Linked DNA regions of Homo sapiens: region 1 is linked to region 2. The links are chromatin loops, found by intact Hi-C in ENCODE. Cell type or tissue: MCF 10A. All regions are shown on one strand. Links, peaks and the distances in the headings refer to the core of each region. The heading gives the core; the rest is flanking DNA.

The links. Peaks named below come from ENCODE experiments on the same cell type or tissue, not always from the same donor. Only the 100,000 strongest peaks of a DNase experiment are listed, where the experiment ranks them.
Region 1: a loop joins it to region 2, with 22 times the contacts of the local background. A loop is called at or near these places in 5 of 110 quality-filtered maps.

Annotation. Positions count from the first base shown.
Region 1 is chr2:11,642,007-11,653,791 of GRCh38, forward strand. It overlaps GREB1 (growth regulating estrogen receptor binding 1), which reads left to right. Exons shown (of 33, transcript NM_014668.4): 33 at 1-782. Among named protein-coding and RNA genes, the nearest start is that of NTSR2, 22 kb to the right of the region's middle. In MCF 10A, for the core only: a CTCF peak has its summit at 6,023; no DNase peak of the experiment used is centred there.
Region 2 is chr2:11,471,292-11,483,076 of GRCh38, forward strand. It overlaps a transcript of GREB1 not described here. Among named protein-coding and RNA genes, the nearest start is that of E2F6, 11 kb to the left of the region's middle. In MCF 10A, for the core only: a CTCF peak has its summit at 6,829 (motif pointing right); a DNase peak (open chromatin) is centred at 6,820.

The DNA.
Region 1 (11,785 bases), core at 1,493-9,492, 170 kb after region 2:
TCCAGGTCTCCCTTCTCCCACTTGCCTACCCTCAATGCCACACTGTTTTTGAAGTGGCCCATAACTTGAAGGAAAAGTTTAAAGACAGTTCAATTTAATCATCAGAATGCATTCTTTTTTTTTTCGGAGACGGAGTTTCACTCTTGCTGCCCAGGCTGGAGTGCAATGGTGCAATGACCTCGGCTCACTGCAACCTCTGCCTCCTGGGTTCAAGTGATTCTCCAGCCTCAGCCTCCCGAGTAGCTGGGATTATGGGCGCCCACCACCATGCCCAGCTAATTTTTGTATTTTTTTTTTTTAGTAGAGATGGGGTTTCGCCAGGTTGGCCAGGCTGGTCTTGTGAACTCCTGGCCTCAGGTGATCTGCCCACCTCATCCTCCAAAAGTGCTGGGATTACAGGCATGAGCCACTGCGCCTGGCCTCAGAATGCATTCTTACACATCTATCCTAGACATTTATAAGCACTCTAATGGATAACAATCCAAGAATAAATGATTGTAAAAGATGATGCCGAAGAGTTGATGTCAATCTTTTTTTCCTAAGAAAAAAAGTCCGCGAGTATTAAATATTTAGATCAATGTTTATAAAATGATTACTTTGTATATCTCATTATTCCTATTTTGGAATAAAAACTGACCTTCTTTAATCATATACTTGTCTTTTGTAAATAGCAGCTTTTGTGTCATTCTCCCCACTTTATTAGTTAATTTAAATTGGAAAAAACCCTCAAACTAATATTCTTGTCTGTTCCAGTCTTATAAATAAAACTTATAATGCATGTATTGTTTTGTTGGTGAGTATTCATAGCACTGTTTCGAGATAAGGTAGTGTGGCTAGTCATCTCTGGGGACTAGCTGCTTAAAATGGATAGTTTTGGAAAAGAAATAAGAATAAAACCATAAAAGTGGAATATATTAACATGTTGCAGAATTCCTGAGGATAAAAAGGCAGACTGCATTGGACGTGCAGGAGAACAAATATGGAGGAAACCAGCTCAGAATGTGCAGAGAAGCCTGCCACCAAGGGAAGAAAGTTTGGGGGGACTCTGAGCTTCACGGTGGCTGCAAAGAGTGGAAGGGACCTGGGGCATTTGTCTGGATGATCACCAGGGGGAGCGGTTTGGAGCAGCCAGCCTGGTTGATTCCCTGCAGCGCTTCCCGCCGTGCTTCCCATGCTCCACTGACCTGGGCTAAGCATGCGGCCATGGCTAAGGCCAGTGGCCCCCTTGCTCACTCCCCATCAGCTCCCTGGACCCTGCCAGGCAAGTGCCCACTCAGGCCTGCTGCCTCTCATGCCAGGAGTGCTCATCCCTTGGACTCTCCCACACCCTGATGTTTTCTTGCTACTCGTAAGTCACCTTCCCAATGAGGCCATCCCATACTGGGGAACTACTAACATAGAATACATTTTTGCTATTTTTGTCTCCTTCTGTGAAGGTAGGAATTCTGTAAGAAACATTCAGTGCTGCATGCCCAGAGCTTTGAATTTGCCCAGCTCCTGGTATGTGCTCATTCATTGCCCACTCAGTGAATGAATGAATCTCTCATACCCGCAATGATCTCAACATGGGAGCAGGGGTGGGAGTGATCAGTGATGGAGAAACTAAGAAAATAGTGAAGTCGAGCTGAAATTTTTGATTTACAGGGTCAGCACTGATTAATATGCTGGTAGAAAAGGAACATTTAAATATGCATGTTAAGCATTTCGGATGACCACTGGGAGAAAAGAAAGGATGTCCAACATCTAAAACATTAAAGGGAAGACAGCAAACACCACATCAATGAAATCCAACATAAGGAAAGAACAGTTGGGGATGGGGAGAACAACAGGAAATCTTGGCAAATAAGAAACAAAATTAGATGGCAGGTGTGTGTGTCCATTTGTATGTTACTATAAAGGAATACCTGAGACTGGGTAATTTATAAGAGGTTTATTGGCTCACGGTTCTGCAGGCTGTATAGGAAGCATGGTGCTGGCATCTGCTCCTGGTGAAGGCTTCAGGAAGCTTCCAATCACCGTGGAAGGTGAAGGGGGGCAGACACATTGTGAGAGCAGGAGCAAGAGAGAGGTGGGGAGGTGCCACACACTTTTAAACAACCAGATCTCGTGTGAACTCACAGGGAGAACCCACTCATCCTGAGGACAGCACCAAGCAATCTAAGCACGATGGAATCTGCCCCCCATGACCTAAACACCTCCCACCAGGCCCCACCTCCAATATTGGGGATCACATTTCAACATGAGATTTGGAGGGGACAAACATCCAAACATATCAACAGTCAAAAGAAATATAAGTGGATTAAATTTACCTAAAAATAGATTGAGGTGCTCAGATTGGACTGAGAAAGCTAATCAGAATAGAATTTAACATTTTGATCACAAACTTATGTAGACATGCCCACATGCTATGAAATATATAAAGTGAGAACTGTTAGAAATATGAGAAGAGGGGCGGGCATGATGGCTCAACATCTGTAATCCCAACACTTTGGGAGGCCAAGATGGGAGGAGTGCCTGAGCTCGGGAGTTAGAGACCAGCCTGGGCAACATGGCAAGACCCCACCTCTATAAAAAATATATATATGAGAAGAATGCATAAATTCCGTAGTCATAAATGGAGACCACTCCATCTCTCTCAGAAACAGAGGAAGGAGACCAATAGAAATGAAATCTGATGGGCATAGAAAGTGTTGGACATAAAGTTACCTTCAAATGAGAGAGTTCTGTGTTACACAAATCATTCCAGAAAATCAGAAAATGTTCTGGAACTAGAGAGCAGTGATTGTTACACAACGTTGTGAATATGCTAACTGTCAAGAATAGTAAATTTTTTGGTATATTTTACTACCATAAAATAAAACTTCCAGAGCATTGGAAAATATAGACATCTGTACTTCTGCAAGGCCGGAAATAACACTAATCCCAAACCAGTTAAGAATAGTAAAGACATTAAAAAGAATTATGGTTCCAGTTTCTTTTTTTTCTTTAAGAAAGAGGGTTTTTTTTTTTAACTACTCATACAATTTATGTATTTTTAACTTTTGCAGGTACATAGTAGGTGTATATACTTATGGGGTACATGAGATCTTTTGCTACAGGCATAAAATGTGTAATAATCACATCAGGGTAAATGCGGTATCCAGCACCTCAAGCATTTCCTGTTTCTATATGTTATAAACAACTATACTCTTATTTTTAAATGTTTAATAAATTATTGACTATAGTCATCCTGTTGTGCTATCAGATGCTAGATCTTATTCATTCTCTCTAACTATATTTTTGTACCCATTACCCATCCCTACACCCCTTTCCCCAACTGCTATTCCCAGCCTTTGCTAACCATCATTCTACTCTCTATGAGTTCAATTGTTTTAATTTTCTTAGCTCACACAAATAAGTGAGAACATTCAGTTTGTCCTGTGGCTGGCTTATTTCACTTAACATAATGACCTCCAGTTCCAGCCATGTTGTTGCAGATGACAGGACCTCATTCTTTTTTTTTTTTTTTTTTTTTGAGACGGAGTCTTGCTCTGTCGCCAGGCTGGAGTGCAGTGGCGTGATCTCAGCTCACTGCAACCTTAGCCTCCTGGGTTCAATTGATTCTCCTGCCTCAGACTCCCGAGTAGCTGGGACTAAAAGCACCCGCCACCACGCCCAGCTAATTTTTGTATTTTTAGTAGAGACAGGGTTTCACCATGTTGGCCAGGATAGTCTCGATCTCTTGACCTCATGATACGCCTGCCTCAGCCTCCCAAACTCATTCTTTTTTTTTTTTAATGGCTGAATAGTACCCTATTGTGTATATGTATCCCATTTTCTTTATCCATTCGTTTGTTGACAGACACTTAGGTTGCTCCAAATCTTGGCTTTTTTGAATAGTGCTGCAATAAACATGGAGTGTGTTGCAGAATTTATTTCACAGTTATTTGTATATTTAGATTTTATCCAACGTTCTAAAATGTACATTCTGGGAAATTATCTGTTTCATAAAAACCTTCAAGTTTTCTGGCATAAATTTAAACATTATGTATTTGTGTGGGAATTTTAAGAATCTCTTTACTATCTTCATTTCTCTTTTTTAGTGTCATATCTCTGTCTTCTCATTTTTCTAGTTAGGTCTTGCCGAAAACTTATTTTTTTAAGTCTTATTTATTTTTAAAGTTTTATTTTTAAGGATTTAGGAGGTACAAGTGCAGGCTTCTTACATGTATGTATTGTGTAGTGGTGAAGTCTGGGCTTCTAGTGAACCCATCACCTGAAGAGTGAACATTGTATCCAATAGGTAGAAAATGTGTAAGACCTCTGTGAAGATAGTTATAAAACATCCATGAAAGAAATAAAAGAAGATAGATTAAATTAAATATAGAGAAAACTATGTCCTAATGGAAAGATTCAGTATTATCAAACTACCAATTCCTCCCCCAACCCTACCCCCAAATTAACTTATAAGTTCAATACAAAGCTAATCCAAATCCCAACCAGATTGTTTCTGGAAGCTGCCTATTGAGATTGACATTCTCACTCTGAATCCAGATGTAAGACAAAACAGTAGTTAAACAAATGAAGACCAAAATGTCCCCTGTTGTATCAATAAGGCAGATGTAGGCATATCAGTATCAACAAGGTTTCCAGTGCTGAAGCTGGAATTAGGCCTTCCTACCTGGCCGCAAGCAGCAGACACCATGTGGGGTCTCGTCCGTACAAATGTATAGCTTGGAAGAGCAGGCAGGATCCTGTGCTCCTCAGGCAGGCTGGGTCCAGGGGCAGAGGGAAGGAGTAGATTGCTGAGTTATGCAGGCCAGCTCCTTCCCTGAACCTATAACACAGGTTACTTCTTTGCCCATGGCAAAGGGTAAGTGAGGAGGTAGACAGAAGCTAGAAATGTTACATTAATGGTGTTCCCTGCATGTAGGAGGAAATATCAGAAGTTGGGAACAAATGTTTCCTGTTAGTTTACCTCAGTTTTTGATTCCCTAACCCACTGGGCTTGACCATTAAGCCTACAGTCAGTATAGGCTGACCCCTAGGGGGATGAACAGTCCTTGGGGGAAGCTCTGCTCTCATTTTTAAGACCACCTTCCCAAAAACAATGTTTGCTTTTTCTGAATCTTCCTTGAAGCCCTTGATGGTGCCGTAGACTTGACCCCAGGAGGTGGCCGTGTGTTTCGGAGGGGGGTGTCCTGAGATGAAGGGACCGGGACCCTGCACAGACCCTCGCCCTCATAATGATGTTCTATGACAAGAACCAGTGACCATTTTTTTACACTGTTGAGCTACTGCAATTTCAGGGTTCATTTGTGATGTTGGCATTACTTAACCTATCTTGATGAGCAATGTGAATTGTGCCTGCTAGGATTATGCAACTTGATGGCCCTGAGAGATGTTCCAATAACCGTCTGCTAACAAAATGGAGATGTCCCTGTGATGTGGTTTGACTGTGTCCCCACCCAAATCTTATCTTGAATTATAGCTCCCATAATTTCTGCATGTCGTGGGAGGGACCTGGTGGGAGACAACTGAATCATGGGGGCAGTTTTCCCCATGCTGTTCTTGTGGTCATGAATAAGTCTCATGAGATCTGATGGTTTTATAAGGGAAAAGCCATTTCACTTGGTTCTCATTCTCTCTTGTCTGCCACCATGTAAGACGTGGCTTTTGCCTTCTGCCATGATTGTGAGGCCTCCCTGGCCACGTGGAACTATGTGTCCATTAAACCTCTTTTTCTTTATAAATTACCCAGTCTCTGGTATGTCTTTATCACCAGCATGAAAATGGATTAATACACCCCACATTTGAATATTAATCCTCTCCTATTATATATTTTGGGGGCAAAATCAAAGTCCCTCATCAGTTGATGTTCACAGACATTGAAACACAAAGGAATCAAATGTAAAGCAGAAATGGATGAAAAATCCGAAGAAATTATATGTATTCTTTAAGGTAAAGTCCCAATCCATCTTCCCTTACTTGTTATTCAGCTTCTTCTCACCCAGGAATGTTCTAGATGCCTGGTAGAGTTGGGGCTCCCTCTGCAGCTGCAGCCTGGGAATGCTCACTGGACTGGATTCCTCCAGGTTCTCTGAAGGTTGTGTTAGCACATTGGTAATTAATTGATGTTCCCCAGTTTTTAGATCCAGCGATTCAAGGAATCGATGCAATTATTAAAGTACTGGGCTTTCCCTCATAACATTTAGAAAACAAGGAGATTTTCTCAGGCAAAATTATGTTAAAGTACACTGTTTAATGCTTCCAAAAGCCACAGAGGACCCTCGGTGATATCTGAGTGAAGGAGGAGCATGGGAAAATCCTTTTGGTTTTAGTCATTCCAGGAAGCCGGTCTGTGCCTGTGGGTCTGGAATCCACAACGTCTGCACTTCAATTCAACTGGGTAACTCCCCCATCCACGTTAAGGATGGTGCTGTTTCCACTACCCAGGGGAAACACCATCTCTGCCTGCTCTTTCCTATCTCAAACAATGAGACTTGGAGGCATCACTGCCTTCCTGTGAAGTTGAGAAACCTGCTTAGCATGATCATCCCATCACAGCAGTAACATTCAAGGGCCCACCCTCTTGGTTGACCAGCTGTCCCCAGACACTCTCACCCATGTGCAGGTGTTTGCAGTCCTGCCATGGGGCAGAACCTGCTTGGAGCTATGGAGCCTGCTTCTTGGAGAAGCTTCCCCCACCCCCTCACATTTGTTTCTGCTGGAGAATCAATCACCTTCCCAAACCCTGGTGAAGGCCAGCACTGCTCATATGCAGTGAAGGCCAGTACTGCTCATATGTTTCTTGACATACCCTCCTCCCTCATTTTGGAGTGCCCATGGCTTTCAATCCCCTTTCTTTCTGCTATATTTTTTCTATTTAGAAGGATGTGCCACTCCTGTCTCCTTTTTTCCTGCTAAGAGCTGCCTCTATCCTGCTTCCTGAGTTGATCTCCCTCGTCTCTAACACTTGTAGGGCTAGGCCGTGAATAGATAATGGTGAATGGGACTGCCTTTTACGATTTCTTTTATTTTCTGCACAGACATTTGTTTTCCTAATGTGCTTCTCTAGATTTTGTCTTGTTGGGCTTCCCACAGTGAGAGAGATGAAATCGATGAGTCTGGGATCTGCCAATTCTATCTACTATGCAAATAAAAATGTTCATTTTAACTTAACTTATTTTAGCACAAACATATTTATCCCTTACCACATACATATCATTTTTGACTCCCTGTTCTAAGTGTGTCACAAATATTAACTTACCTCCCTGCATAGAACCATCAGGAGCTATTTTGTCAGGCCAGCATCTAACCCAGGCTGGGGCTTGATCCACCCACGTGCTGTCTGGCTCCTCTCCAATAGATCTCATCTTGACTGGGCCTTCCCTAGATCCCATATTCTATACATTTCTCAGGGATGCTCCTTAAGGACCCAGCAATTTCTGTATTTCCACCTACAGAGAACTTGAAACTCAGTTAATAGCATTTTGAGTATTTACATTGCTATCTCTAGACTTCCCCTCTCAAACATACCCAGATTTTCTGTAACTACTTGGCACTGTGGTCATATTTTAAGGGATTGTTCCCCAATTACTCCTACTCCAAAACGTATCTGTGGCTTTAAAAGTCGCATCTCCAGAGTTTCCTGGGTCCTCGGTCCCTTTGCGGTCACATGCCAGGCTGCTGTTCTTGTCAGATGAGCAGAATGTTCTTCCCCTCATCACTTCTGATCTCACACAACTAAGACATCACCCCCTTTTCTAATACCTTCCTTAAGAACAGTTGGATCTAGGCCTCTCTCCAGTTCCTCGTTGTATGTCTCACTGGCCTTCAACATCTCATTTTTCATTTCATATCAGTCTAGTCTCTCTCCTCAGTTCTCAGCCTTTCTGCTAAGAAAATATCTCCATCTCTCTAACTCATCTTCGCTGCTTTTGTCCTTACTCTTCTATAGTCCAATGATGATGGGGGCACACACTTTCTAAACCACTCTAGCTCCTCCTAGGCAGACTTGATTTTCTAGAACAGTGTTCCAAACACAAAAGCGAAAAATAACACTTTTATGTTAGCAGTTTTATGTATACTGACATGGAGATATTGATCAGAGAAAGAAACACAAACTTTAGTTTACATGTAAAAATACATAGGCGTAATTTATGCATGTATTTTTGCTTATGTGTAGAAAGAAACTGGAATAATGAACACCAAACTGTTGACAATGACCACATTAGGGAAGGGGCAGGGAGTGGGGTGTGTTGAGGGGGCTTCCGCATTTTTCTCTCTGGCCTTCCAGATGCTTTACTTTTTTGTAAGGTAAGAGGACTTATGTGTAAATTGTACACTTTTTCTTAAACAGGAAATTCCCCACTACTCAAATGTCACACACACACACACACAATATGATAGTGTTCCTTCTCTGTTTCAATGATTGATTGTGTCACTCCTCTGGTTAAAACTTTTCAGTAAATCCCTCCTATTTGGCGGCATTTTTTTCCTCTGAGCTCCCACCCTTTCCCGTTAGCTCTGGTGATCTGCTGCTCTGTGGTTTTCATCTACCATCAGGGCCTGTCTTGTCTTCATCTCCTCATGCCTTTCCACTCCCTTCCAGAAGGGCTTCTCAAGTGTGTCACCAAACCCCAGATTGAATTCCTACACTGTCGTTCCCTCTCTACTGCCTGCAGGGCATTGCCATGCTCCCTTTTGTCACAACTTGTCCTTTCCTTGATGGCCTTTTGCATGCGATGCCAAGGAGCCATGCTTTCTTGCAAGCTATGAAGGGAAGAAATCATTGTCTGGGATAGTAAATCCATTTGCCAGGGTGTGCTCCTGACCTATTGCACATTTTATCCTGCAGAATTCCTCACCCTCAATTTGGTCCTGTGTGTGTGTGTATGTATCTTTACTTTTCTTTATGGAATGAAGAAAAATCAAATTCAATTTTTTTCAGTTGGTAAGGCTTGCCCTTGGCCTTGCTTCCTAACTGTTTTGGAGTTGGTGGATTCTCCTTCTCCGTGCCATGGATAAGGGCTGGTTAGGATGCAATGCCTCTGACCTATCTCTAGACATGATCCAAATCAGGACATTTGGGTTGATGTCAGTGTTATTACCAGGTTCTTTCTAAACTAATGTAGAAGAGGGAACTGATGGGGAGGTATAAAATGGAGGTGCAGGTTTCCAATGACTTCAAAGTCTTCATCTACACTTCTGGCAGTGGGAAGCTAAGCAAATTCCGACTTATTTTAAACCTAGAGGTGTGCTGTTTTAGGCAATAGAGCATTTTCTTTAACCAGTGGTTGAAAATTCCAGCAGTTTGATAGCTACTAGAAGTTAGGAGATTTTTCGCTTCCATTCCTTGCTTTTCCTAATGTCATTAGCCCTTCCCCATTGTATCTTTACCTTTGTTCTACTGGAAAGGGCTGTGTCAGGGGACTCTTAGCCAGATGTCATTTTGAACAGGAAGCCCCATTCATGCGCCTCTAACAGTCCATACACAACCAACCGTTAAACCCTCCTATTTCTTCATTTAGGGGGCACTCCAAGACCTGCAAGAATCTTTTCTAGGACACTCTGAGAGTTAAGACCCTCGCTTACCCCAGGACTCTGCTTTACAGTCTCAAGTCCAACCAAATAGAAAGCCCTCAAAACCCAAACCAATCAGCAAAACCCAACCTTACTACAAGGGTTCACAGTGGGCTGGGGCTGTAGGTCAGTGTTTAATGGGTCTTCATGACTATGTGCTATGCACCACTAACTTAGTGCCTACTAGGCCTAGCTTTAGAGCTGTTTTCTCTGTTCCTTGCCATCTGGGCTCAGAGATGCTTTTCTGACCTGCCTAGTAGTCAGGGTCAGAGATAGTTCCCAAAGAAAAAAATCACCTGGATGCTTTTAGCTAATTAAGAGCTGCTACAGTAACAGAGGAGGAATCATCCTGCAAGAAGCAACATTGATTATGTAGGAGTTGGAGTTCCCATGGCAGGATGTGGCAGTGGAGAGGGCTTGGCATTTCAAATCAGAAGACTTGGGTTCGAGCTTCTATTCCTTGGCCAAGTCACCCAGCTCCCCAGAGAGTGTGTTAGCTACAAAATGAACATAGTGAGTAGCAAACATTTGTGAGCACCCACTCTGTGCCAGGCATTTTACTAGATGACTAAATATTCATTATTTCATTGAATCAACACAATACTCTGAGATGGATATTATTGGGATCATCTTATGGAAGAAGAAACTGGGGCTCCGAGAGGTAAAATGACTTGTCTAAGATGACACAGCTATTAAGTGATAGAACAAACCTAGATTCATGCCTGCATGTGTAATAATATTTCCACTAACGTCACAGCTGCTTCCTGTTCTGAGCAATTTACTGCCACTGAATGCCATATATTAGAAGGCAATGTTGGCTCGCAAGGTTCTGTGTACAATCAAGGTACAGATCCAATCTTTTCTCACTGGGAAACCCAGTTCTCGGGTTTCCTGGAGGTAATCCTGGGTGTGGGCATTTATGAAACATACCACATTATGTGCCATCCAGAGTGTGGGACAGCCCAGTATTAAGGTTTAGAAATCACTTTTAATCTTAAAAATTGCATGAAACCTCCTAGATCTGGCTTAAGATTCTGCAGACAGCTTTTGTTGAAGGGAAGACTGTGAACCAAGGGTGCATCCAGTGTTGACAGCTTTCATTTCTTTTTCAGTCTACTTGCTTGGGCAGATTTCCCAGCCCAGAGGGAATTAGCATTTTACTTCACAAAACAGTTGGAAAGGCCAGTGCAGCTTTTTAAAGGCCTTCACGTCTAGAGAAGAAACAAGAATTCTTCTATGACTGCATTTGTCATTCGCCAAATATGCTGTCCCAGTTCTCCTTCTCCTTTCTTTCTAAAACTTTGGCAAGGACTCGTTCTTCTCATTTGAGACCATGGGCTACTCCAACTCTAATTCTTGCTCTATCCAAGGGTCTTTCCCAGGGTGGGAGTCCACCCTGCTGGAGGGGGGAGTTTGGGTGGTATTACAGGTCGAATCATGTCCTGAAAAAAGATGTGTTGAACTCTTAAGCCCCAGGACCTCAGAATGGGAACTTATTTGGAAATAGGGTCGTTACTGATATAATTACTGATATAACTAGCTAAGATGAGGTCATAGTGGAGTGAAGGGGTCCCATATGGTCATAATCCAGTATGACTGGTGTCCTTCTAAGATGGGAGAGAGAGACGTGGAGGCAGACAGACTATCATGTGACAATGGAGGCAGAGATTAGAGTGATAAATTTACAAGCCAAGAATGCCAAGGTTTGCTGAGAACCATCGGAAGCTGGAAGAAGCAAGGAAGTTTCCTCCCCTAGAGTCTTGTGCCCTGCCAACACCTGGATTTCAGATCTGTAGCCTCCGGGATTGTGAGAGAATACATTTCTGTTGTTTTAAGACACGCAGTTTGTGTTACTTTGTTATGGCAGCCATAAGAAACTAACACAGGTGCGTAGTGCATACTTCATCTTTCAATGTTTAGCGAAAGCCTCCTAGGATTCTGATACTGATAAAGTCATGGCTCAGAGACGGAAGCTTGATGAAATAAACACTTCTGGGGTCTCTCTCTTGATCTTGGCAAGGCAAGCAGGCAAGCAAGCAAGCAAGCAAGCAGGTATGCAGCCAAACCAACCAATCACACAAAGAAATACACAATTTAAAAATTTTAAATATAGAATTATAATAATAATCTGCATTCAGGTGCCCATAGAGTCCCTTTATAATCATGACAGCTACTGTTGTTTTATTTTATTTTTATTTTTTTTTTGCCCCAGAAGATGTAA
Region 2 (11,785 bases), core at 2,641-10,640:
GGCTCACAGTCTGGAGGCTGCGAAGTTCAAGATCAAGATGCTAGCATCTGGTGAGGGCCTTCTTGCTGCATCATCACACTTACTGCTTCATCACATGAACATCTCCCATTGGGCCCCACTTCCCAGCACTGTTGCATTGGAGATTAAGTTTCCAACACATGAATTCTGGGGGGCACATTCAAACTATAGCATCATTGTAACCTAATATTTGCTAGATGTTCTAACTCTCTATCTATACCTCTCGCTCCAGCATAGGCATTCTTAGATCTTACAGATTGTTCTGATAGGTAAAGGTGGATGGGGTGATGGTGCAGAGAATGTAGGAAGAGGAGTCAAACTGGAGGCAAGAAGAACGGTTAGGATGCTGCCATAGTCACCGAACAAATAGCCAAACTGTGTTGGGGCTGTGAAAATGGAGAGGGAATAGACTCAAGAGAGGGAAACATAGAAAGAACAGAGTTTGGAGGCTGTTTGGATTCGAGGGAATCCATTGGCCTGACAATGGCAATTTGGGTGCTTGAAGTTTAGGCATGGATCATTCAGGGAGCGTGAGTGAAGCAACGTGGGGCAAAACCAGAGGATGGAACCCAGAGGAACACCCAAATTTAAAGGCCTAGGCCAGGCATGGTGGCTCACGCCTGTAATCCCAGCACTTGGGGAATGCTGACAGGGATGAGATGCAGACAGCTAATGGAGGAGGGGATGGGAGATGAGAGAAAGGACCCCACCTCCCAAGTGACGGGAGGAGGGGAGAAAAGTGTGAGGACAGATGCAGGTTAATTTGTAAGGTACTTTGGCAGGAAGTTGAGGGAATTCTTATTCTGTGAGGGAGGAGCAAAGGTCATTGGCTGACAGTAAGGTGAGAGGGTAGAATTGGAGATTTGAGAGACAGCAGGTGCTCAGCACATATTTATGGATGGGCAGATGGATGGGGAACAGTAGAGGAGACTGACTTGGGAAACATGACAAGATTGTGGGGCCTCACCAGAGATTATCTGTGCCTGTCTGTGGCTATCTCACAGGATCTCTAAGTACACATCCTCCCATGATAACTGGAGTAGGGAGAGGCACTTGTGAAGCATGGCAGAGGAGAAAGAGTGACAGCAAGGATTGTTCCCCATCAGTTTTCTGTAATATGTAATAGTCTGGGTCCTAGAACCTTAGAGCAGGAAGAGATATTGAGTATACCCTCTTACTTTACAGGGGAGGTGTAGTAGTCTGCTCTCACAGTGCTATAAAGAAATACCAGAGACTGGGTAATTTATAAAGAAAGGAGGTTTGATTGGCCCATGGTGGCACAGGCTGTACAGGAAGCATGGTGCTGGCATCTGCTTGGCTTCTGGGGAGACCTCAGAAGACTTACAATCATGGCGGAAGGTGAGGGGAAGCAGGCGCATCACATGACCAGAGCAGGAGAAAGAGAGTGAGTGAGGGGCAAGGTACTATACACTTTTAAACAACCAGATCTTCTGAGAACACACTCACTGTCATGAGAACAGCATGAGAATCTTATAGCATTTCCCAGGTCAGTCCCCTCTACTGTTCGCCATCCGTTCACCCATCTATAAATCTGTGCTGATTGCCTGCTGTGTCTCCCAAATCTCCAATTCTACCCTCTCCCCTTACTCCCCGCCCATGACCCAAGGGGACGGCGCTAAACCATTCATAAGAAACCCACCCCAATGATTCAGTCATCTCCCCAGGCCCCACCTCTTACATTGGGGATTACAATTCGAGATAAGATTTGGGCAGGGACACAAATCCAAAGCATATTAGTAGGAAACTGAGAACAGCGGTCAAATGACTTGCTTAATGTCCATAAGATGGTCCCTATCAGAGCTGCCACATGAACGCTGGTCTTATTCTTCCCAGATGAGTCCAACTTTTATGAAGGGCCCGGAACAAACACACTTGGCAGGAGAGGAGTGTGGAAGAGATGGGAGGATGCAGAAAGAGGAGGGTGGAGTGACATGAGCAGATGAGCCCAGGCTAGAGTGTGTCCAGCACCAACTCCAATTATCCCTCATGGCAGGTAACCTCATCTTTAGGACTCTCAGTGTCCGTATTTGTAAACTCAAGGTAAACATACATGCAATTGTGTTGTATGAGAGATAATAGGTGTCAAGTCCGTAGTGCAAAATCCATCTTCAATGGTCACTCAAGCTTCACAGTTTCACAGGAGCCATTTCTAATCGAGTCTTGAAGCTCTCTACCCCAGTGACTAAGAATGCTTCTAAAATGACATCAAATGGAACAAAGAGAGGTGCGGTGAACACTTTGTCCTGAGGTTTTGTTCAGAACTTGACAGGTTATCCAGAGGGCTCCCAAGATGGTAGCTCATGGAGGCTTTCATTGGTCCCAGCACATGGATTCAGTCTCTGCACTTAGCAACAGTATCTGCCTCCTGCTTTGGAAAGAAAACAAAAAGGTAACCCTGTAGTCAAAGACACCCACGACAGCAAATCCCCATGACAGCCTGTCCACAAAGAGCTGCGGGAAAGATGAGCTATTGCTGTCCGCCTCAGTGAACTCCAATGAGAGGGTGACAAAGGGAAGGGGATGGGCATGGGGGCTTGTCAGCTCTGCCTCCAAAAAGCATTTCAGCCTCCTCCTTGCCCTCGATTCCCGCTGCCCGCTACTGCCCTCCTCATCATTGTTCCTGGACTGTCACAGCTGCTTCCTAATTCATCTCCCTGTCTTTGGTCTCTCCACTGGCTCTCCACTGTCACTGTCAAAGAGCTGCTTTTTTCTTGTCTTTTCTTCTTCTTATTTTTTATTTTTACTTTTTGCAGCTGTTGACCTCACATTGCCAGAGAAATCATCTCAAAATGCAGATCTGACCTCATCCGTCCTCTGATTGAAATCTGTTGTGTACCTTGTTTTATACTCCTTGTTAGTGTTTTCCCCTGTAAACTGGCCGCTTGCCTGCCTGGTGGTCTCCCCATCACGCTGCCGGCTGCTGGAGGGTTGCAGCTGTTTCTGAACACTCAGGAGCCCCTGGCCACCACCTTATCATGGACTACTTGGTGCATTGCACTCTCTCTGGTCCAGTCACACTAATATTCACTCAATTCCTCCAAAGCTTTTCCTCACTACTGAGTCTCCTCATGTTTTCTTTGCCTAAAACATTATCCCTTTGCTGCTTCCTCTAGCAAACTCCTTATCCTCATTTTGGACATCATTCGCTCAGGGAAACCTTCCCTGGACACCCAGATGAGGCTAGCACCCCAGCTTCCTCCCTGTAGGTAGCTCGATGACCCCAGCAACCTGGGCAAATGACAATAATGATGTTTCACTGTCAACACGTGCATTACATTATAAATAACTAAATTGAATTTGAAAAAGAGAATCTTAACTATGCTGACTTTGAAATATGAAGCAAAACATGATGACAAAATGTAATGTTTTGTCTTAAATCTTCTAAGTAAATATTACAAAGGATTTTGTTTTGATTCAGCCTATCAAATTATTGGTAAGTTTAGCAACTTCTATTTTCCCTCCTGCTTGAATTATATGCTGAATAATAATTTTTTTAGTATTGCTTAAATACTATTGATTCAAATTAGTTTTGTTTTGTAGAAAAAATAGTTAGCCTTGGGAATTCTCAGAAATGAAAATAGTAAGGAAAACGGAATACTCGCACTCAAGTTGTGATAATGATGATAATTTATCTTGTATAAATTTGCAGAGTTCAGATATAATTTGTTAAAGATTTTGTTTTGTTTTGTTTTTGAGACAGAGTCTCACTCTGTCGCCAGGCTGGAGTGCAGTGGCGCCATCTCATCTCACTGCAATCTCCGCCTCCTGGATTCAAGTGATTCTCCTGCCTCAGCCTCCTGAGTAGCTGGGATTACAGGCGTGTACCACCACACCCAGCTAATTTTTTTGTATTATTAGTAGAGACAGGGTTTCACCATGTTGGCCTGGATGGTCTCGATCTCCTGACCTTGTGATCTGCCCGCCTCAGCCTCCTGAAGTGCTGGGATTACAGGCATGAGCCACCGCACCTGGCCAATTTGTTAAAGATTTTACCAGGCCGGGTATGGTGGCTCATACCTGTAATCCCAGCACTTTGGGAGGCAGAGACAGGCAGATTGCTTGAGCCCAGGAGTTCAAGACCAGCCTGGGCAACAAAATAAGACTCCCATCTCTACAAAAAATATAAAAATTAACCAGGCATGGTGGCACACACCTGTAGTCCCCAGCTATTTGGGAGGCTGTAAGGTGGGAGGATCACTTGAGCCCAGGAGTTTGAGGCTGCAGTGAGCCGTGATTGCACCACTGCACTCCAGCCTGGGCAACAGAGTGAGATCGTGTCTCAAAAAAAAAAAATTACCAAAGTTTCATTGGTAATAATTCAGATGAATCATTTCAATTTTTCTTTTGCATTTTCTGTGGTAGGGGTATATATTACAAAAATTCATTTGAATTAATTGTGTTGAAAGAGGAATACAGTCAACAAGCTTAAAATCTTTTGTTTTGCTAAGTAGTCATGTATCATTTACATAATTAAAAAAATTACAGTACCTTCTCCTAAAATAGAAAGAAAGTAGTCAAATATCAGAGAATTATCACATCATATTGGCTTCAGGCTCATGATACCAAGAAATTTTAAATATCATTAGACCTTGGAGAAATTTTGGTCAAGGCAAATTACACAAACAAAAAAACTTTAAATTTTTTTTTGAAGAGGTATATTTACATGGCTCAAAATTCAAAAGACACAAAAGAGTAACAGTGAAAAATCTCCCTTTCACTCTTGTCTCTCGGCAGTAATGTCCTCTCTTTGGAGACTATCATTGTGTTGGTTTCTCAGATATTCTTGCAGAATATTTATGCAAAAATGTTCATCTACGTTATCCTTCCCCCTTTTAGTGCACTAGTAATGTATTTTTTTCCTTCTTTCAACCTAACAAAATACCTTGCAGATTGCTCTCTGTCAGTGCAATAAATACCTTTCTTACTCTTTTTTTTTTTTTCTGGAGAAGGAGTTTTATTTTTGTTGCCCAGGCTGGAGTGCAGTGGTGTAATCTTGGCTCACTGCAACCTCCGCCTCCTGGGTTCAAGTGATTCTCCTGCCTCAGCCTCCTGAGTAGATGGGATTACAGGCACCCACCACCACACTCTGCTGTTTCGTATTTTTAGTAGAGGCAGGGTTTCACCATGTTGGCCAGGCTGGTCTCGAACTCTTGACCTCAGGTGATCCGCCTTCCTTGGCCTCCCAAAGTGCTGGGATTACAGGCATAAGCCACCACACTCGGCCCTTTCTTACTCTTTTTTATGTCTTCACAGTATTGAATTGTGTGTATACACCATAAATTAACCATGCTGTACCCCAAGACTGGACACTTAGGTTATTTCCGATATTTTGCTACTATAAATAACACTGAATATAGAATAATCTTGTGCAGATGTTACTTCATTTAAGGTTGAGTATTTCTAAAAGATAAATGGCTAGAAATGAACTACCAGGTCAGAGATACATGCATTGGTGATTTTGATCATTGGCAATTGCCAAATTGTCCTCCATAGATTATCCTACCAATTTACCTTAACTCTTTCTAGCAAGAGATAAAGGTATGGAACTATGATAAAGCAAATAAATTTTCACTCAGCTTTTAAGAAACAGCATTGTTCATTTGTATTAACACATTTCTCCAACAAAAGAATCCACATTCTTTTGGATAGAAAGAAGCTCTATATCAAAGGCTGCTAACTGCCAGAACAGTAGTTTTCTTTGCTGGTGCTATTAAAGGTTTTCAATCATTTTAGCTTAAAGTCTGACGTGGTACTGAAATGTATATATGAATTTTGGGACACATTACAATCATTCAAGTATATTATATATGTATATAGGCTGGGTGTGGTGGCTCATGCCTGTAATCCCAGCTACTTGGGATTACTTTGGGAGGCTGAAGCGGGCCAATCGCTTGAGCCAGGAGTTTGAGACCAGACTGGGCAACAAGGCAAAACCCCATATCTACAAAAAATACAAAAATTAGCTGGATGTGGTGGTGCACGCCTGTACTGCTAGATACTTGGGAGGCTGAGGTGGCAGGATCAATTGAGCCCAGGGGACCAAGGCCACAGTGAGCCATGATGCCACCACTGCACTCCAGCCTGGGTGACAGAGTGAGACTCTGTCTCAGAAAACAACAAACACACAACAAAACATGTATATAATGTACCTCGTGTATATTACACACTATCACGTGCCTTAAAGAATGAAATCCCAAGAGGTGTTCTTTGGAGAAAAAGAGAAATCGGATGACGAGGTTAAGTGTGATGGGTACAGACATCCACTGTGATATTGTTTTCTACCCTTTGTGTTTTCTTGTCCTATGTAATTTGTTCTGTAACTGCCATTAGAGATCAAGAAGGTGGTCCTTAAATGTTGCTACACACCTGACAGAAAGGTGTATTTCTATGTATGTTATTGGAACAACAGAGTTTCTTCCCATTCAAACGTTTATATAATTTCATCTTCTTTGGTTATTGGGAGCCCAGGTCTAGTGTGCACCCACACTGCACCCAGATTTTTAAAGAAAGTTCCATCAGAGGTGAATTACTACCTTCTATTCTTGAATTCTATGCAAATACTATCTAGTTTGTTAGATAATGTCTTCTTGATTATTAAATGTTCACGTCTCAGGCACTACCCCATGAACTATATTGGTTGCATCAAATTCATTTTGCCCCCCTGATTCCTTCCTCTGTTTTATCTAATATTTAATGTCAACCAAGATGCTTTTGGTAGTGCTGCTACCAGCTGGTCAATCATTTGCAAATGTGTAGTGAAGTCAAAGTGCTCTCCACCAGGTGGCGCACTTTCACCTTAGGGAGTCCATTGAATGGAGCCCTTGAATTTTGGGTGACCAGTATTCCTGATAAGATCCAGGTGAGGATCTTATCCCCTCCCTTACCCCCTCCCTTGGTGGGGAGAGGGGTGCAGTTGGATTTGAGTTCAAGGTTTCTAATGAGGAAATGCCACATCTAGGCTTCAGATTTACTACTGATCAAGATGGAGTTTAGTATTTCTGGTCTAAACCTCACTCAGAAACAAGCCAAACCCGAACCTTACTGCTATGGGTCAAATTGTGTCCTATTTGTGCCAGGACCCTTCCAAAATTCATATGTTGCAGTTCTAACTGGTACCTCAGGATGTGACCTTATTTGGAGAGAGGATCTTTTCAGAGGTAATCAAACTAAAGTGAAGTAATTAGGGCAAGTCCTGTCCCAAATGACTGGTGTGTCTTTATAACAAGAGGAAATTTGGACACAGATTTGCATAGAGGGGCCAGCCATGGTGGTTCATGCCTGTAATCCCAGCACTTTGGGAGGCTAAGGCGGATGGATCACCTGAAGTGAGGAGTTTGAGACCAGCCTGGCCAGCATGGTGAAAGCCCGTCTCTACTGAAAACACAAAAATTAGCTGGGCATGGTGCTGCATGCCTGTAATTCCAGCTACTCAGGAGGCTGAGGCAGGAGAATCACTTGAACCTGGGAGGCGGAGGTTGCAGTGAGCTGAGATCATGCCACTGTACTCCAGCCTCGCTGACAGAGTGAAGACTCAGTCTAAAAAAAAAAAAAATTTGCATAGAAGGAAGGCAATGTGGAGAGACTCAGGGAGAAAGCCATTTACAAGCCAAGAAGAGAAGTCTGGGACAGATCCTCCCTCACAGCCATGAGAAGGAACCAACCTACTCACATCTCAATGCCGGGCTTCTAGCCTCCAAATGGGAGACAATAGATTTCTATTGCTTAAGCCCCTCCGTCTGGAGCACTTTGTTATAGCAGCCCTAGCAAACGAATGCACCTTCCCATCCACATTTTGGGACAATTTAAGCAAGCTAGGTGGAGGGGTGTGAAAATGTGTGGATGGTAGAAAGAAAAAGGTATGAGAAGTGTTGGGTCTGCACAAAACAGAAATACAGGTGCAAACAGACCATATGTATCCAGCAGAGAACTGTTTGTGCGACAAAGCGTGTTTGTGGGTGAGAGTATGGATATGTGTGAAAAAGAGCCATGTGTATGCTTGAAGCACGAGTACTGCATGCATTTAAGGAAGTAGATATGTGTACGGAATCAACATGCATAGCACATGCACCGTTACGTAAGACACGTAAGGGGGAAATGTGTGTGAGAATGTGTATGTGTGAGGGAGAGAACAATGTGTGTGTGTGTGTGTGTGTGTGTGAGAGAGAGAGAGATTCTTTAGGATAATGCTGGCAAAGACACAAAGGTCAGAAGAGAGCCACCTCTAACTGCTTTGCCCACCCCGCCGTTTTTGGGGAAGGCCTCTGCTTATTGAATGGGCTTGGAGAGAGACGGCTCCTTTGCAAGTTACAGGTTGGCCACCAAAGTTTTTTAGCTCGGCCCCATTCTTGTCAACATTTTAAACCGGGCTAATTCAGCTCATTTAAGAAACTATCTTGAAATGACTTTTCCAAGTTTTGGTTCAAGTTCAATAAAGACATAAAACAAGTGGGTCAGGTTCCAGGAAAAACATAATCATTTGTACTTGTGTGCTTGTATTTAAATCAATGAACTAGGAGCGGGGAGGTGATTCATTAAATAAGAAAATAATAAACAACTTTTCATCGAATCTCATTTGTTTTCTTAGCTGAGAAAAGAATTACATTAATTAGTTCTACCAACTAATGAATTCTTAGTTGGTAGGAGTTTATGCATTTCTAAAATTCATTATAGATATTCAAAAATAGGATTAAATGGTTTCTCTCAAAGTCATTGTATTAATTAGTTAAGGTATGGGACATCTTCCTAGGAATTTTTCCCTCAGTGTAACATCATATTCATTTTGATTCTTCTGTTGAGCCAAATTACACTTTTGTCATGATTGAAAGATTGCCTATTTAAAGAAAGGAATTCATTTATGTAATGAATTATTCTATAGCAGGAGTGGGAAATCTAACTATAGCCCAGGGGCCAAATCCATTCAGTTGACTAACTTTTGCTTTTTATTTTTGTTTTACAGTCCAAGTAAGTATATTTTTACATTCTCAAAAGGTTACATTTAGGTGGGGAGCAGGGGCTCGTGCCTGTAACCCCAGCATTTTGGGAGGCTGAGGCAGGATAATTACTTGAGGCGAGGAGTTCCAGACCAGCCTGGGTGACAAGAGCGAGACCCCCTATCTCTAAAAAAAAAAAAAAAAAAGTTACATTTTAAATGGTTTATGTAAGCCTCAACTCTGCATCCTAGAAGGCAATGCCTAAAATATTGGCCTCTTGCCGTTTAAGAAAAATTTGCTGACCTCTGTTCTATGGGATTTTATCTGCTTGGTAAGACACAGCTGTCAAAACGTAAAGAGGAAAAAATGTAAGGACATTTTTCACAGTGATTATTGGTTTAGCAGTTGCAGTAAGTAACCCAAACCATAGAGCAGACATTTGGGCTAATGTTAATTCAACATCATTATTCTGCACGTTTTTACTAGAGTGGCTGAAATGAGCTATACCCTAGAAAGATAAATGCAGTTCAAGAATGCTCACTGCAGTCTTCTTTATAATCTCAACTCAAATGTCTATCAACAGAAGAATGTATATATGACTTGTGCCCTACTCATACAACGGAATGCTATTTAATAGTTAAAATGAATAAACTAGAGCTATATGGATGATCAGATGGATCTTATAATCTTGAGCAAAACAAGACAAACCGACCGGGTTACAGAATGAAACAGGAACACACAGGAAGTTGTAAAAATCTTCTGTATGACTTATGAACACACGCATATGCAGTAATAGTATAAAAACAGGAATGGGATGCTTTGGAAGAGTACTCGGGGTGACATGAGGAAGGCTTCCAGGGGCTTTAACTGTATTGCAATATTCATGTCTTAAACATTTGAAGCAAGTGTGGCCCGATGTTAGGATTGGCTTGTTCTTGAGCACATGGGCTCTTTACATTACTCTCCTAGTTTAGCGTGTGTTTGAAAATTTCACAATGAGAAAAGTCAAATGCGGGTGTTTGAGCTATTTCATGATGAGAAAAGGAAAATGAGGGTGCTGCCAATCAGAGTATGGCGAGCTGCAGGGGTTCACTCACGATGCACTTTTACTGAGGACCTGTGTGCTGGCAGGTGCTGGGGGCTATAACCTCACTCCCGGCTTCTTTTGTTTAACCGCCCAGATTCGTGAACTGTGACTTTTCAGGGTGTTTTCAAAGACAGTGGCTGTTAGGCCCAAGGCCCCACTGTGGGTCCTGGGGGTGAGTGGCAGGGGGCCCAGGGACGGTTTCCTGACTCCAGTTCTGCTTCTGGCTGCCTCCTGAAAACACAGGGGCCTGTCTTTTTATTAAAAAGAGAGAGAGAGAGAAAGAAAAAAAAAGAAATCTCTAGTTCTCTTTGTTTCTTGTCTCAGCTTCTTTGCTAGGGGCCACCTCAGCAGCAGCCGCCAGTGAGGACTGAGGGACTCATTTGAGGTTCGTTCATTTCTTCCTTCCTTCACTCATTTTTTCCGACCTGGCTGTCACCAGGAAAAGCTGGCCGGGTTCCACCCGCAGGGGTCCATCGTTCCAGAATCTTCCTTTTCCTCTCTTGACCTCAGGCTGGGCCCTCATGGACCGCTCGCCGACCTCAGCTGTTGGGGACCGGGTCCCTCAATCTCCGCGTCCTGAGCGGTCGGCGGCGGTGGGGAGAGGGCGGCGGGTGCCCCCGGTCACCGCGCTCGGTCGGGCTCAGTCCCGGCGGCCGAGCGTGGGGATCCGGGGGCCCCTGGGGTGGAGTTGTCCGGAAGCCTGGGCTCCACTCCTGCTGCCTCACAGCCTTGCCGTGTCCCGTCTGGGCGCCTGCGTTCCCAAGTGACAAAATGACCTCGCTCCTCCGAGGGGTCTCCCAACCTCTGTCCAGATCTTCTTCCCCGCTAAGTGCCCTGTCACCGGAGGGGATGTCCAGTGTGACCCCGCGGGAATGTCGGGGTGCTTGGGCCCGGGGGTGGGACAGGGCTGCTGCAGGGAGGGCAGCCCCCGTAAGAGGAGGGAGGACGGCGACACCGCTGAGCGCAGACGGCGCGCGGAGCCGGGGCTGGGCGCTCAGGTGCGAGGTTCCGTCCATCTTTCTGAACCCACGCAGGTGGGCGCGGGAAGGGACCCGGCAGCCGCCAGGGCAGGGTCAGCTGGCGGGGCAGCCCCGCACGGTGACCCTCCTTGGGTCGCGGGGAGCCGGGCACGGGAGTGGGGGAGCGCGTCTTTGTTGGGGAGGAGGGCGGGCGGGACAGGGTAAGACTGGGGTTCCAGGCCCGGGGCGCGAACCCGGGTGGGAGGGCGCAGGGGGCTCCCCTCTGTCCCTGTCACCTCCACCCATCGCCGGCCGCCGCTAGGGGTTCCGGCCCCGCGCCCTCCCCCGACCCTTCCCCGGCGGAGGTCCTGGGGCAGCCAAGCCCACCGCCCGGCCCTCCTCCGCGGCCGTCCCGAAGACCCGGAGAAGTGGACCACAGGGGGCGGCCAGTGTCAGGGGTCGAGTCCTCCGCGCTGGCCGCGGTTCCGGAGATCCGGGCTTTGCCGAGCGCCCCGCGCCGTGGCCGGGGCCGGGGCCAGGTCCGGGTGCGGGGCCTGGCGCTGCGGCCGCGAGCTCAGCCTGTAGGCTGGGCTAGCCTCCGTCGGCGGCGGGCGCTCAGGAGCGGGGCCGCGGCGGCCGGAGGACAAAGGGCCCGAGGTAGGAGCGGTCCCTCCGGGCGGCAGCGGGCGGAGCGGGGGCGCGGGGCTGTGCGGGGCTGCTCGGGGCGGGCACTCGGCGCCCGGCGGGGAAGGTGCGCCCCGCCGGACGCG